Linked DNA regions of Homo sapiens: region 1 is linked to region 2. A link is a contact called in ENCODE Hi-C data. All regions are on one chromosome and are shown on one strand. Each heading gives the region's core, a stretch centred on a gene start or an enhancer-like site at or near the end of the contact. The rest is flanking DNA. Distances are from core to core; before and after follow the strand shown.

Evidence for each region. Hi-C counts contacts between places; a loop is a spot of excess contacts on that map. Pooled maps may share reads with other maps.
Region 1: a map of esophagus muscularis mucosa shows a loop between it and region 2 (4-fold over the local background). The contact joins two enhancer-like sites. A Hi-C loop is called at or near these places in 1 of 168 maps with a recorded cell type or tissue (esophagus muscularis mucosa) and 7 of 50 pooled maps.

The regions. Positions count from the first base shown.
Region 1 is chr4:151,989,103-151,992,936 of GRCh38, reverse strand. No RefSeq gene overlaps it. Among named protein-coding and RNA genes, the nearest start is that of LINC03074, 35 kb to the right of the region's middle. Within about 2 kb of position 1,861, at least 4 of the 41 ENCODE cell types and tissues checked have a DNase peak (open chromatin) inside an H3K27ac peak, as active enhancers do.
Region 2 is chr4:151,805,856-151,809,858 of GRCh38, reverse strand. The region is part of intron 2 of LOC127898557 (a long non-coding RNA gene); the gene reads right to left. The region is part of intron 2 of LOC105377488 (a long non-coding RNA gene); the gene reads right to left. Among named protein-coding and RNA genes, the nearest start is that of GATB, 47 kb to the right of the region's middle. Within about 2 kb of position 2,563, at least 5 of the 41 ENCODE cell types and tissues checked have a DNase peak (open chromatin) inside an H3K27ac peak, as active enhancers do.

The DNA of each region.
Region 1 (3,834 bases), core at 612-3,111, 180 kb before region 2:
AAGGTCTCCCCTTTACCTCATTGTTATGCAAATCACCCAAATGAAGGAGTCTAAAAAGTGCTGGAGAGGTGATGGAAAAGCATCTTAAGTAAGTAACAAGTCAATGTTCCGGGCATTCCTTGATTAATTGGGAGTTATAGCAAAATACACCAGGCTTTAGCCAATGGGAACTTGCTGATAACAAATTACCTTTGAATACCCTCCAGTAATGTGAGAAACTCCCTTTTGCTACTTATGTAAATTCCCTGTGGGTTTTTTCCCCCCACTTTTCCTTCAGGAGCAGAGGTGGAAGGGAAGAAGTGGGGAGGGGAAGGCGTGGCCAGCTGCAAATATTCAAGCTAATTAGCCAAGGGCAGTGGTGCAGGCTTCTGGGCTGTGTCAGGACAGGGTGGACCCGCATGCTTAATAATAGCAGCCTAATGGGTTCCACCCCTAAAAGATGTATGATGGAAAGATGGCATGAATAATTCAGCAAGCATGAGGTCCCGAACCCACAGTTTCTCTGATAAAGTGGAAAGCCACAAGCCTCAGGTACCAAGTTTCAAACCCATCAGGGCTTAATCTCCTTCTTTCAGAGCTTTGTAACTAAGTGCTGTGTAGGTGTGAAAAGCCTTATTACCATGTAATTTTGTTGGGAACAGATTTCCAAGTACCTGCTTTACTTTACATTCACATACACAAAAAAGATCAAAATGCATTTTATTTCCTAACAATAGCCAATTTGGCTATAATTATAGTAAAATACCAAATTTTAAGGCATGGCGCCCAAGTGACTCCCCACGTCACTCCCCTCCATACATGAATATCTTCTTATTTATTGCCTTTCCCATAATGAACTTTGAGATAAACAACAGAAAAAGTAATTTGTTTTTTGACAATGCTGAACCTTTGAATAGAGAAAATCACACAGTTGAACACAAGAGTGCAGTCCTGTGTGGTAAGTGGTATCCATGGCAACCAATAGATTTTTATGCTAAGTCTGGCCTTTAAAAACATTTCACGTTTACCACTGAGAAAAAGATGGCCTTGATTTAAAAATGATACAACAAGTACCTCGAATGGGCATGCTTTCTGCTCTGCGCTGCAAACACAATTAAGAGGCATCTCTTCAGCACCAGATCACCTCAATAGTATCTGTGTCATCCTTGACGTACATCGTGGCCGGCTTGGAAAAAGAAAAGGTTGGATGTTTTGTACTCTGCGGCGGGGGCCAAGGTAGTTTGTTTTTCACTTGTTCTCCTTGTATTTAACACCACGAGTAAAAAATAGGGAGTAAAAATAGCATGTTGGCCTCTTATCTTAGTCTGTGATCATGGTGACAGTGAAAATATTATGGCCTGCTTCTCTTGGGAGCAACTCCAATCACACTGGCTTATTATAACTTGAAATAACGGATGGAGAAATACCTTCCATACCAGCTTCAGACTGAGCACCCTAAATTAGTTTCTGTTCACATTTAGAAAGTTGGGTGCCAAAAATGGAATGCAGTTGTGGCAAAGAGAGGTTGTTGCTTTAATGGTATCTTTGAATAAAATGAGAAAGGAGAAGCCCCCTTTTTCTTTTAAAAAGAAAAAGAAAGAGAGAGACTTGATCTATGCTGCATCAAAGGAAGGAAATGAAATTAATGTCCTCGAAAGGAGTTTGTTTTGCTGAGCTGTTTTTCAGTTCTTTGATAGCTTCCTTTCTAAGGTGGCATTTCTGTTTCCTTTTGCAAAGAGTGTTATATTTATTCCTCAAAATGAGATTATTTTGGCCACATCAAGTGTTAGAGAAACTCCTCAATGTACTTCCTCTGTAGATATTTTTCAGCTGGAGTGCTTCTGCAGTCAATTGGTATAATGGGCTGAACTACATCCTCCCCAAATTCCCCCCCAGAGCCCTAACTCCCACTACTTCAATGTGACTGTATTTGGAGACAGGACATTTAAGGGAGTGAATATGTTAAAATGAGGCCATTAGGGTGGGCCCTAATCCAATCTGACTGGAGTCATAAGAAGAGAAAATTTGAATGCACAGAGACAGCAGGGATGTGTGTGTGCACAGAGGAAAGACCATGTGAGGACGCAGTGAGAAGGCGGCCGTCTGCAAGCCAATGAATGAGGCCTCAGAAGAAATCCCATCTGCCAACACCTTGATCTTGGACTTCCAGTCTCCAGAACTGTGAGAAGATAAATTCCTGTTGTGTAAGCCACCCGGTCTGTAGAATTTTGTTATGGCAACCTGGGCAAACTAATACAACTGGGGTGGGAGCGGGATGTCCCTTTACAGAAAAGACAGCTTTTCAGAAGGTGGGTTCGTCAGGACACCAGGGAAGGGAGCTCAAGTTTAAAGAGAGAAAGCATTCGGCTGCTCTGTCTTCCCTAAGGTATGGTTTTTTGGGATATGGGTCTATTTCATAAACACCTCTCCTGCCTCCTCTGACTCACCCATCCATAATTGTCAGTGGCAAATGGGACCGATTTACAACTCCTCACTGTTGGTTTTGATGAATCATGGATAATTTCTGAGTCGTCAACATTTTATAAAGAGGAAAGTTAACATTTCCTTCATACCACCAAATACCTGAGAGATGACATAGACCCAGGAGGGTGGTGATGCCAAAAAGGAATGGGGAGGGAGGAGGTGCTGCACTTGGTCCTCACATCAATAAGCTTTACTTGATGCCTGGGACTTGGGCCCAGGACCACACATCAGCCACCTGCCCAAAGGCACAAGCCATTCATCTTTCCGAGATAATTTTCTCCCTTCAGCCCACAGAGAGCTCTGGGCTATCTTTGGCCAGGGAAAGAAAGTTGACTGTTTCACTCAGTAAAACATAAATCACTCTCTTTAGGCCTTGTTAACTTTTACTTATAAACTGTTTTAATGTAGAACTGTCAGGACCCTGTGAAAATAATGGGTGGTGACAGGTTTAGGATTAAAATCTTCTCAGGTAGTTAGGATGGTGAGTTAGGTTATAAATTGTTTTTAAAGAGCTGAGGCGTGGACTATGGGCTTCATATGCTTACTTCAAATGGACACCAATGAGCCATCTGGGATAAGTATATGCTAGTAATACATCTTAATTATTTGTCAGCAAAGCCATCTTAATAAGAGATGTCTTTCATTTTGATTAAAATGACCCTTGGTAATCTCTAAAGTGTCTTGACTGAAAAAACTCCATTGAAAGGGAGAAGCTGAGTCTTCCAGGGCTTGGGATTTTATGTCTCAAGCAAGGAGAACTGACTCAGAAAAATGGATCAACCAATGTAAAGAAATAGCTCAAGTGTCCAATTATATGGATGTGTCAGTAACTCTCAGATGATCTTATTTGCTTCAGTGCCAGGGCATCAGTAGGCTCATGATTTCTCTCAAAGCTGATCCTATCTCAGGGCTTGCTGGACAGGCATGGCTGTGTAACCACAGGGAAGCAGGGTTCGAGAAAGGGCCAGGACATGCTATTATACCCCAGAGAGGAGGCAGGTGCTACTGAGCATCATTTGTGGAATATGGAAGTTCAATGGGTTGGCAAAGCAAACAGCAGCCATCTCTAGCCTTAGGGAAGTAAATGGTGTTCTCAGGAGACTAAGAAGAATGGATTTCCATCATGTGAATGAAGCTCAAATGGGAATCTGGGCAAGACTGGGCTGAGTCCTGGGTTGAGAGAGGAGCCGACCTGTACTCTTCAGAGCTCAGGCCCAGGAGTTCGATGATCCAGTTCCTCCCAGCAAGCACTTCTCAGTGCTTGGGGAACACACAGGGGCATGATAGTCACACAGAGGCACCCCTGAGAGGTCAGACTCCCAGGACTATTCATTCATTCATTCATTCATTCATTCATTCTTTAACAGTTAT
Region 2 (4,003 bases), core at 1,314-3,813:
TTGTGCTGCAGGCTGATCAGGGAAGAATTAGGGGAGATATGTAGGGACTCCAATGCTGTTACGACAGCACCCACGTGGCTCATGCCCACACAGGATGATAAACCAAGCTCAAGAGAGAGTGCCATACCCAGTGAGGTCTGTGGCCATGGCCTTCCCTGGATAAAATGAGGGCAGCCCCACAGCACAGCAGAGAACATTTGTCAAGGCTGGCCCGTGAGCACAGTGCTGCTGCCATCATGGTGCCGGAAAGCTAGAGTCTGTGGAAAACCCAGTGTGCTGAGGTGGCCCTGGGGTGGCCACAATTGCTCTGTACAGGAAGCTGGACGTCTTCATTCTGGCCCCCGCTCTGCTCCCTGAAAAAGGCTTCCTGACCTTAGTTTCTCTATCTGTGAAATAGGTACTGAGATACTTGCTCTGTTTAGGTTACAGGATTTTAGTGAGGATTGAGAGAACCAGCAAGTGCAAAAGCAAACCAGAAACTGTCAGCCTTCAACCAAAATAAGGATTACTCAGGGAAGATGAGTAGGATTTGGTCTCATCTCAAGCAAGACAATGATGCTCTGGGTTTGGGGAAGGGATGGAATGTGTGAGGATAAAGAAATCTTCAGGATCATGAAAGAGATTGTTTTCAAAGTTAAAAGTAAGACATCCTTCATATTAGGAAAAAAATAACTGTAAGAAATTGTTGTTTGAAGCTTGAAGAGTGAAAGTTTCAGAGGCCCAACTCCTCTCAGGAGGATAAGTATGGAAAATAAGTTACTCTTGAGGGTAATTAATTGAAACAGAGGGCGAATGAGTCCAAAATGCACTTACATCCCTTTCAAATTGAAGGGAACAGAGAGCTTAAGAAAAGAGGGGAGGGGCAAGGAGGTAAAGATCAATGTTGAAAAGGCAAACATGCTCTTTTCTTTAAATGAGTGTGACCTCAGACATGGGGTTAGCACAGACAGGTATGTCCCAGCCCCATAATTCCCTTTCTAACCTACTAGCTGTGTTTGCGCAGGCGCCTGCCATTGGGAAGCGCTCTGCGAGCTTTCCTGGGATTGTGCCTCATGAGCCATCACCTGTCACTATGTGTATTTCAAGCCTACTTCTTCCTCTCCCTGACCTGTGAGATGCTAAGAGGAGGAGGGATGGGGTGTCATGCAATATGGAAACCACTTTAAACATCCACTGGGCTGATGGCAATAACAAAATTTATGTAATCCATGAAAGCACAGAATTGGGTAATAAAACTGGATAAATCATTTCTCTTTGTAAAGCAAATTCTCACCAACTGCCACCCAGATCATAACATATGAGGAGCACTGCTCTTCACCTGGGTGCACCTGCCCCCACCAAAAATGAAGTGCCTTGATGCCTCTGAGGATTATGCAGATGTGGGCATTATTTATACATCTGTGTGATGCATCAAGTATCAGAAGGTGTCTCCGGGCATGAGTCACAAGGCCTCTAAAAGCAATGACTCTTTTATAGGGTTTTAGATTACGGTGATTTTCCGTAAATCCTGCCAGAGTCACACAACAGGCCAAGAGCAATTAACATTAATTAAATGATCCCCACAAAGAGGTTGCCTCGCTGACACACTGATAACCTCTAAATGCACTTAGCCTGCTACATTCTTGAAGGTGTTCCTTCAGCTGCTCCGGGGGCACTGGGCAGGCTCCCGCTGCCCTGGGCGGCTGCACACACACGTGGAACACCACTGTTCCTGCTGCGATGTGTGCATAAGAACTACCTGGAGATCATGCTAAAATGAGATTCTGATTCAGGAGGTCACAGATGGCACCTGGGATTCTGCATTTCTAACAAGCTCCTTGATGATGTTGACGCTGCTCATCCCCAGACCACACTTTGAGAAACAACACTGTACAAAGCCCCGGACACAGACCCGGGGAGTGGGGGGAGGGGGTGGCCTGGGTTGGGTACAGGAGAGCAACTCTAAACATCCAGTGCATTGCTAATGTGCTGGCCTCTCCAGCCTGCTTTTCCTATCCCCGGGAACCACCAGTGAAGAGAACTAAGCAAGCAGGACATTGTGCAGATGCTAGGGTTAACATCAAAGCTGACCAAAACCAGCTTCTGAGAAAAAAAAAAAAAAAGGAGTCCAGGAATAGCTCCACCCTCATCCCCTCTGCATTTTGCACCTGTCTTTTAGAGAAATCACCTGGGATTTTCTAAAGAAAGCCACACCCCACCATTATGAAGCACTTGGAGTTGGAGCTTTTTCCAAGATGGAAGGGTGGGGACCAGAAGACAACCTCTTTAGTGGCGCCAAGAACTCCTGTCCCTAGGCAGAGAGACACTTCTCTGTCTTTACACCACAGGGCACGATGATGAAACTGGATTTAAAGGCTGGCACACCGCCAGTAATGAGGGCCAGGGTAGGGAGCTGGGGACTATAAAGGCCAAGAAATCAGGGTGTAGAGAGAGGAGGCAGGAAGAATGTGAGTAGTGGGTGCGTCAGGAATGGGCAAAGGTCAAACATTTGAAAAATAGCCCGAGAAGCTTTGGCAGGGACTTCCTGACTGTGGAGTGGTGACAGCCGTGAGGAGGTGACCCAAGTGTGGCAGCCAGCAGAAGGAAAGAGCACTCGGTCAGGGCCAGGATGGGAAATTTAGAGAAAATAGTACAGAGAGAAGTTAGGAAGCTACCAGGGCCCATCTCGGGGAGCAGATGTGAGTTTGTGGCAGCCCTATAAAATTGTAGGCCAATCAGTTGTAAAATTATATCACAATTTTATAAAGATGCGGCTGCAGAAAGCATCAGTAACAACTGGGAGTGGAAGGTTTCCATTTTAATTCAGTAATGACATGGATGAAGTTAGAAATGTCTCATGAGTCCACAGAAAGGGGTTTGGATACTTCTCTTAAAGTAACCTTGTAGCATTTCCTGATCAAAAATAAATTCAAGCATGAAAATATTGGGGAAGGAAAAGGGGAAAGTTCACTTTGGTTGATGAGATCTTAGAAAAAGAAGTCACAGGAGAAGCGGAGGAGAAGGCCCAGGCATTTTACACAGAGAATTCTTGGGATTCCTCAGAGACTGGAGTCATCTGACCAAGAAATGTGCCCTTGGGTCTGTAGCCTTTTTCTTCTCTCTGACACCCTTCCTCCGTGGATTTTCAGTGCAACACGAGCCAAGCTGGCTATTAATAGAGCAAGAACAATTTTACCACGGGATGTGGTGTTTAATTTAAAGAGACGTCAAAGAGTGAGGGGCAGATGGCTGGGCAGGCAGTGCTTCCCAATGACCTTGGTGAGCCCCTGACTCATCCCAGATCTTACAGATCCAGAAATGTGCTCTGACGAATGAGCCCTGAGTTGATCAAGCTTTAGTGAAAAAAATGAGAAATGGATAAGCCAGGGGTCTGCGTATTAATTTCTAGTAGATCTATGGGTAGCTTGAGAAATGAGAACAGTTATCAGTTCGGGTGATCATTTCTGGAAAGGTGTTCAACTCAAGGGACTCAATTATATATCTCAAGATCACCAGCATGTGGAAAATCCCAAACCTTAAAGCTCAAACAGAAAAATAAGCAAGTAATTCTCAAAACACTCCTTCCTCACACCATAGTGAAAGAATGACCAATTCTTGTTTATCCCACTCTACCTTCCCATAAATTTAGTGCACCCCCCTCTCCTGCAAGCACAGCTTCACTCTTACTGGTTATTTGATTGGTTTCCTAGGGCTGCCTTAACAAGGTACTACAATTCAGCGGCTTAAAACCAGAAGTGTAGGGCCGGGCGCGGTGGCTCACGCCTGTAATCCCGGCACTTTGGGAGGCCGAGGCGGGCGGATCACGAGGTCAGGAGATGGAGACCATCCTGGCTAACACGGCAAAACCCCATCTCTACCAAAAATACAAAAAATTAGCCGGGCATGGTGGCGGGCGCCTGTAGTCCCAGCTACTCGGCAGGCTGAGGCAGGAGAATGGCGTGAACCCGGGAGGCGGAGCTGGCAGTGAGCCGAAATCGCGCCACTGCACTCCAGCCTGGGCAAC